2 separate regions of the Homo sapiens genome follow, and region 1 is linked to region 2. A link is an interaction called in ENCODE POLR2A ChIA-PET data of the cell type or tissue named here. Cell type or tissue: PC-9. All regions are shown on one strand. Region 1 overlaps LOC124902370 (a long non-coding RNA gene). Region 2 has its middle 35 kb from the start of LINC02649.

Region 1 (4,000 bases), 120 kb after region 2:
CCAGACTCTGACAATGGATTCATTCTTTCTTTCGTTCTTTCTTTTCTTTCTTTCCTTCTTTCTTTCTTTTTTCTCTTTCTTTCTCTCTTTCTTTCTCTTTCCTTTCTTCCTTCCTTTTTTCCTTTTTTCTTTCTTTCTCTCTTTCCTTTCTTTCTCTGTCTCTCCTTCCTCCCTCCTTCCTTCCTTCCCTTCCTTCCTTACTTCCATCCTTTCTTCCTTCTTTCTCTTTCTTTCTTTCTTTTTTTCTCTCTCTCTTTCTCTCTTTCTTTCTCTCTTTCCTTTCTTCCTTCCTTTCTTTCCTTTTTTCTCTTTTTCTTTCTCTCTTTCCTTTCTTCCTTCCTTTCTTTCCTTTTTTCTTTCTTTCTCTCTCTCTCCTTCCTCCCTCCTTCCTTCCTCCCTTCCCTTCCTTCCTTCCATCCTTTCTTCCTTCCTTCACTCCTTCCTTCCTTCTTTCTCTCTCTCTTTCATTCTTTCTTTCCTTCTTTCTTTCTTTCTTTCCTTCTTTCTTTCTCTTCCTTCCTTTCTTTCCTTTTTTCTTTCTTTCTCTCTCTCTCTCCTTCCTCCCTCCTTCCTTCCTCCCTTCCCTTCCCTTCCTTCCTTCCTTCTATCCTTCCTTCCTTCTCTCTCTCTCTCTTTCTTTCTTTCTTTCCTTCTGACATGGGGTCTCACTCTGTTGTCTAGGCTGGAGTGCAGTGGCACAATCTTAGCTCACTGCAATCTCTGCCTCCCACAAGTGATCTTCCAACCTCAGCCTCCCAGATAGCTGGGTCCACAGGTGCACGCCACCACACCCTGCTAATTTTTTGTATTTTTGGTAGAGACAGGGTTTCACCATGTTGGCCAGGCTGGTCTCAAACTCCTGAGCTAAAGCAATCTGCCCATCTCAGCCTCCCAGAGTGTTGGGATTACAGGCGTGAGCCACCGCGCCCGGTCAGATTCTGTTTTTCATAGTGAGAGCTTCACAACAAACAGATGTGTTTCCTTGGGAAGCAGTGTTCCTTCAGGCAGATCTGTGCACTGGGCAGCTCTCCGTTTGCCGTCCTCTCATCTTGACTTTCGTGAACTCTCTCCTTTTGCGTCCTGGACCCCACCCAGGGAACTGCTCACTGCCTTGCTGGCAGGTTTGCAAATCACCCATGACAATAACTTACGTGTTTATTACCCAGTGCTATTGGCATTTTCACTGGGGAACTCCAGCGCCCCGCAAGTCTTTCTGACCTCAAGAATAAGGTTTTTAATAGCCAAGTGTTAAGTGTGGTGGAATGGGAAGGTGGATATTTTGGAAGAGGGAATTTGCCTTGCGTCTTCCCAACTATGCCCAAGAGCCCACTAGATGGCTCAAGTTCTTTATCCTGCTCTTTGCAAATGGACTGTCGCATGATTCTAGGTCTAGAGGAAGCTGATTGCTGCTACTGGAAGGGTCAGGCTTTGAAGGACAAGTGCGGGAGTGCTGGCTACTTTATGGTACTCTATGACTGGTGCACCCATGTGCCCATGGGGAGCAATGACAGCTCCAAAATCTCACAGGTTGGCACCTGTTACCAATGTTGTCCCATTTCCATGCAGCTGGGAGACCCTCAGTGGGAATGATGATTTCTTCTTGGTATAACCTCAAGTCAGGCATGTTGCTACCAAGAGCTCGCACATTCAGAGGGCCCATCCTGGAGGACATTTGGGCCATTTGTTTTGGGCCTTTGTTGCAACTAACACTTTTCATATTTTACCAACATGGAGAAAGAGCATTATGATAATAATGCCCTTTGGAATTGAGATTAGATTATAAGGAGTGAAATCTAAAGCATTGTGTGAATTTAAAATATACAACATTTTAGAAAAATCCTTGGGTTAGAATTAACTTATGTTAGAAACTGGAGATGCCTTAGAGTGCCTATATCATCCTAAAATTGTTCTTTTTAAAATTCAGAACTGTGTTCCAGACAGTTTCTAACACCAAATAATCAAACTACTTTTTTTTTTTTTTCATGACTAAAGTAGGAAAAATTTGCACAATGGGGCCCGTGTTCTTTTGAGCTCTAACCTGTGGTTCCAGAATTCGGCTGTAAAATAATGTTTGCTGAAGTCGCTCCCCAGTGGCTAAAATTGTGATTGCAGATTATACCAATGCAGAATTTGTTGTATGGTACTGAGTAATTTTTAATTACAATTTTAAATTACTTTCCCAGTTTATTTTAATGTTTCAATAAAGTTTTTTTGAAAAAGGAAAAAGAGAGTCACTTTCTAGTCAATGTGTTATGTTTAACCAGAAGGCTATTATAATTTTTATAGACACAAAACAGTTCTGAATAATGCCATGAAACGAATATGTCTTTGTGCAGATCTTATGATAATATGTTCATTCTGGAGTAAGATGTGCCGCCTGAGGCACTGAGGGAATGGCTCACCGTCATTACCATGGGTACTCACTCACCACTGTCAAAACCAACAAGGAAGCAGAGTTTCAGCCACTTTTAAACGATACTTTTCAGCTACAAGATGCAAATGTTTGGTTGATCTAGTGTAAGATTAATTAGAATGTCTCATATGAGTACAGAAACATGCATTTTCAGTATGATGATTTAAGCACAGCTAATAAAGTTGAAATGAACGAATGCACTTCGAATATGCAAAATATACCATCCTTTGTATTTCCTCGGGGGTAAAGCCCTTTGAAAAGATCAATGAGTGAAGTTTAAAAACCACAGGCATCATTTTTCTAATTTCACAAACCCAAAAAGAGCTATGGGTTCTAACAGATCACTCTAAAGAATTTGGTAATTCATCTATCCAACTTTCACTCTGCAAATGTTCAGCTCTGTTGCGGGCTGGAGACATGAGACAGAGAAGATGCAATCCCATGCCGGCTGAGCTTGCAGGTAAGCGAGCACCCAGTCCTGAATGCAGTGGGCGTGCATGGTGCCGGGGTGTGGGGGGTGTGAGGGGATGAGTGGGGGCATAAGAGGCATCTGGAGGGGGCAATATTGGAGCAGAAATCAGGAGGAGGCGTTCAAGTGAGGGGGAATGACTTCCAGGCAGCAGCTTGTGTCGGGCCCAGAAGCAAGCATGTGGTGTGCTTGGAAAGCTACATGTGTGCGCATGCATGCATGTGTGGTGTACATGTTCAGTGTGTGTGTGTGTGTGTGTGTGTATGGTGTGTATGTATGGTGTTTGTGTCATGTGTATGGTGTGTTCATGTGTGTGTATGGCATGTGTGTATGGCGTGTGAATGTGTGATTGTGTGTGGTATGTGCATGGGACATGCACATCTGTGGTGTTCGCATATATGATGTGTGTATATGGGTTGCATGTGAATGAATGTGTGTGGTATGTGCATGTGACGTGTACATACATGGTGTGTGTGGTGTGTGTGTTCATGTAACAGACAGAACAGTGTAATGAATCTCCATGGTCCCATTATCTAGATTCAATTCATGGCCAATTTTGTTTCATCCATATCCCCACCTAACTCATTCTCCCTAGTATTCAAGCAAATCCCATATATCATATCATTTTATCTGTAAAATCCTTATGTGTATTTGTAAATAAGTATAAAATGATATATCTATCTTGAAACTTCTCTAAAAATGTTCTTTTTAAAACCTAGCCACAATACTGTTATCACACCAAGAAAATTAACATTAATGTTTAGTAGTATCAAGTCTTTAGTCAGTTGTTCAAATTTCCAGTGGTCTTGTGTCAGTTTTTTTTTTTTTTTTTTTTTTTTTTTTACATTTTTTGGAATCAGGATCCGGATAAGGGCCATATACTGTGATTCACTGATGTCTTTTAAGTTGTATTGGACCTATAGTTTTATCTCCCCTACTTTTCCTTGCAATTTATTTATTGACACTTATCTTAGGGAATTGCTCAGTTTAGATTTTGCTGATTACATCTCCAGGGTGTACTTTGACATATTATTCTGTGTTCTGTATTTCTTACAAATTAGTACTTGGACATAGACATTTGACCAAACTCAGGTTTGATTGATGGATTTAGTTTTTTT
Region 2 (4,000 bases):
ATGAAGTCCTTGCCCATGCCTATGTCCTGAATGGTAATGCCTAGGTTTTCTTCTAGGGTTTTTATGGTTTTAGGTCTAACATTTAAGTCTTTAATCCATCTTGAATTAATTTTTGTGTAAGGTGTAAGGAAGGGATCCAGTTTCAGCTTTCTACATATGGCTAGCTAGTTTTCCCAGCACCATTTATTAAATAGGGAATCCTTTCCCCATTGCTTGTTTTTCTCAGGTTTGTCAAAGATCAGATAGTTGTAGATAAGTGGCATTATTTCTGAGGGCTCTGTTCTGTTCCATTGATCTATATCTCTGTTTTGGTACCAGTACCATGCTGTTTTGGTTACTGTAGCCTTGTAGTATAGTTTGAAGTCAGGTAGCGTGATGCCTCCAGCTTTGTTCTTTTGGCTTAGGATTGACTTGGCGATGCGGGCTCTTTTTGGTTCCATATGAACTTTGAAGTAGTTTTTTCCAATTCTGTGAAGAAAGTCATTGGTAGCTTGATGGGGATGGCATTGAATCTATAAATTACCTTGGGCAGTATGGCCATTTTCATGATATTGATTCTTCCTACCCATGAGCATGGAATGTTCTTCCATTTGTTTGTATCCTCTTTTATTTCATTGAGCAGTGGTTTGTAGTTCTCCTTGAAGAGGTCCTTCACGTCCCTTGTAAGTTGGATTCCTAGGTATTTTATTCTCTTTGAAGCAATCGTGAATGGGAGTTCACTCATGATTTGGCTCTCTGTTTGTCTGCTATTGGTGTATAAGAATGCTTGTGATTTTTGTACATTGATTTTGTATCCTGAGACTTTGCTGAAGTTGCTTATCAGCTTAAGGAGATTTTGGGCTGAGACAGTGGGGGTTTCTAGATATACAATCATGTCATCTGCAAACAGGGACAATTTGACTTCCTCTTCTCCTAATTGAATACCCTTTATTTCCTTCTCCTGCCTGATTGCCCTGGCCAGAACTTCCAACACTATGTTGAATAGGAGTGGTGAGAGAGGGCATCCCTGTCTTGTGCCAGTTTTCAAAGAGAATGCTTCCAGTTTTTGCCCATTCAGTATGATATTGGCTGTGGGTTTGTCATAGATAGCTCTTATTATTTTGAGATATGTCCCATCAATACCTAATTTATTGAGAGTTTTTAGCATGAAGCGTTGTTGAATTTTGTCAAAGGCCTTTTCTGCATCTATTGAGATAATCTTCTGGCTTCTTTCAAGATTTTCTTTTTGTCTTTGATTTTTTTTTTTTTTTTTGAGACAGAGTCTTGCTCTATTGCCCAGGCTGGAGTGCAGTGGTGCGATCTCAGCTCACTACAACCTCCACCTCCTGGGTACAAATGATTCTTGTGCCTCAGCCTCCTGAGTAGCTGGGATTACAGGCACCCACCACCATGCCCAGCTAACTTTTTTTTTGTATTGTTAGTAGAGACGGGGTTTCACCATGTTGGCTAGACTGGTTTCGAACTCCTGACCTCAGGTGATCTGCCTGCCTTGGCCTCCCAGAGTGTTGGGATTACAGGCATAAGCCACCACGCCTGGCCTGTCTTTGATTTTCTAGATGTACATTTCTTTGGTATTTATCATGCTTGGTGTATTTATCCTCCTCTGAGCTTCCTGGTTTTGTGGTTTGGTATCTGTCATTAATTTTGGAAAATTTTCATCCATTATTACTTCAAATATTTTTTTCTGTCTCTTTCTCTTTTTTTCTGTGTGGTATTCCCATTACATGTTTGTTGCATACATGAGTTTCATTTTTTATTTTTGTTTTTAACTTTATGTGTACATATTTAATTAAAATAGAATAGGCATAAATCAAAAACAAGAAAATAATCAGGATAAAGTGTCCTGTCATTTAGTTTGCAAGGAGGAATCAGGAAGTGCAACAAATTACTAGAAAAATATTCTAAAACCATCTGAAGTGGCTAGGTTACATAATCTTCAGAGTCAAATGCCAAAGTTAAGTATTATACCACTTAATCCACAAATGAAAAAAAAGAGGAGTCAAAAGTTTATCTTGTTCAGGCTGGGCGTGGTGGCTCATGCCTATAATCCCAGCACTTTGGGAGGCCAAGGTGGGCGGATCACTTGAGGTCAGCCTGGTCAACATGGTGAAACCCTGTCTCCACAAAAAATAAAAAGATTAGCTGGGCATGGTGGTGCATGTCTGCAGTCCCAGCTACTCAAGAGGCTGAGGCAGGAGAATTGCTCAAGCCCAAGAGGCAGAGGTTGCATTGAGCAGAGATTGTGCCGCTGCACTCCAGCCTGGGCAGTGGAATAAGTGAGACTCTGTCTCAAAAAAAAAAAAAAAAAAAGTGTCCTGTTTACTAGAACAATTTTTACATTCAATCTATAGTGCTACTGGCAACTTTCAGAAGAAAGAAGTTTCCATTATGCATTGACTAGAAAATCTCAAATACAACTAAGCAGCTATGCTATGCTATAGCTCGTTAAGTATCATTAAACTGCTCTGGGCTAGTGTACATTTCAGATTAATAGAGAACCACATTTTGCGTTTTAGAAAGGCAGCAGTAATTCTATTTCAGCTTTTAGTCTGGATGCTTAACACAGTTAAGGCGACAGTTCAAGCACATTAAGTGAAGGTAGTTAAGATTTCAGAACAATCATCACCATCTCTTACAACCTACATACACTGTTTAATGCTTACGTGGAAGGAAACCAGTGGTTTTTTTTTTTTTTTTTTTTTTTTTTGAGACAAAGTCTCACTCTGTTGCTTAGGCTGGCATACAGTGGTTTGATCTTGGCTCACTGCAACCTCCACCTCCCGAGTTCAAGCAATTCTGCTGCCTCAGCCTCCCGAGTAGCTGGGATTACAGGCATGTGCCACCATGCCTGGCTAAGTTTTATATTTTTAGTAGAGACAGGTTTTCACCATGTTGGCCAGGCTGGTCTCGAACTCCTGATCTCAAGTGATCCTCCCACCTCAGCATCCCAAAGTGCTGGGATTACAAGTGTGAGCCACAGCACCCAGCCGAAACCAGTGTACTTTTTTTTTTTCTTTTTTTTTTTTTTTTTTTTTTTTGAGACAGAGTCTCACTCTGTCGCCCAGGCTGGAGTGCAGTGGCGCAATCTCGGCTCACTGCAAGCTCCGCCTCCTGGGTTCATGCCATTCTCCTGCCTCAGCCTCCCGAGTAGCTGGGACTACAGGCGCCCACCACCACACCCAGCTAATTTTTTTGTATTTTTAGTAGAGACAGGGTTTCACCATCTCTACTAGCCAGGATGGTCTCGATCTCCTGACCTCGTGATCTGCCCACTTCAACCTTCCAAAGTGCTGGGATTACAGGCGTGAGCCACCGTGCCTGGCCCGAAACCAGTGTTCTTAATTGGCATTTTATACACACATACACAGAATTAAAAAAAAAAAAAACTATCAAGGGCAATCATTCTAAGTGTACTGTGGTAGAATGTGTTAAAAATGCAAACATCCCATAGAACTAAAGTAACATGAACAGCACTTCTCATGGCCTAGGAGAAAGGTGACTGGTTCTCACACAAAGCTAAGCCTGTATCAGTCATTCTAATCACAATGGCTTATGAAAGTATCAGGTTTCCGGAAAAGCAACTATTCCAGGAAAGTCAGTAAATCTCTTGAAAGTTTCACCTCTATAAAACCAGGATAAGGCTACAGCTCTCTTGAAATCTGAACAGGTTATCAGATGAAACAGTAAGATTCCCAGCCATAATGTGAGATGGAAAGATCCTCATGCAGCGTATGCTCAATTGCTGGCCCCAGAAAGCCTCACGTGCAGAATACAGAAGTTGCCAAAGAAGGAAACGGAGACGTTCAGCTACATTTCCGTCGTGTGATGAATTTTAAACCCTCAGGAATGGTGTGGTCTATTAGGCTTTTCATCATGCTTGGTGTCATCCACTTAATCTGTTCAAAGATAAAAGAAGACATGATTGTAATAGTAACTCGAGTCCCAGATGTTGACAGTATGTCTGCAATTTGAGAGTCCTTCAGTCCAGTGACCTTCTGTC

What was found. ChIA-PET counts read pairs that join two places held together with the same protein. Peaks named below come from ENCODE experiments on the same cell type or tissue, not always from the same donor. Only the 100,000 strongest peaks of a DNase experiment are listed, where the experiment ranks them.
Region 1: POLR2A ChIA-PET joins it to region 2 with 12 read pairs; 9 of 35 experiments call an interaction of 5 or more read pairs at or near these places.

What each region holds. Positions count from the first base shown.
Region 1 is chr10:6,404,350-6,408,349 of GRCh38, forward strand. The region is part of intron 1 of LOC124902370 (a long non-coding RNA gene); the gene reads right to left. It also overlaps a transcript of PRKCQ not described here. Among named protein-coding and RNA genes, the nearest start is that of LINC02656, 56 kb to the left of the region's middle. In PC-9, a CTCF peak has its summit at 2,113; a DNase peak (open chromatin) is centred at 2,032.
Region 2 is chr10:6,289,265-6,293,264 of GRCh38, forward strand. It overlaps a transcript of PFKFB3 not described here and the pseudogene SDCBPP1. Among named protein-coding and RNA genes, the nearest start is that of LINC02649, 35 kb to the right of the region's middle. In PC-9, no CTCF peak of the experiment used is centred here; DNase peaks (open chromatin) are centred at 1,587, 2,057 and 3,547; H3K27ac peaks cover 2,051 bases.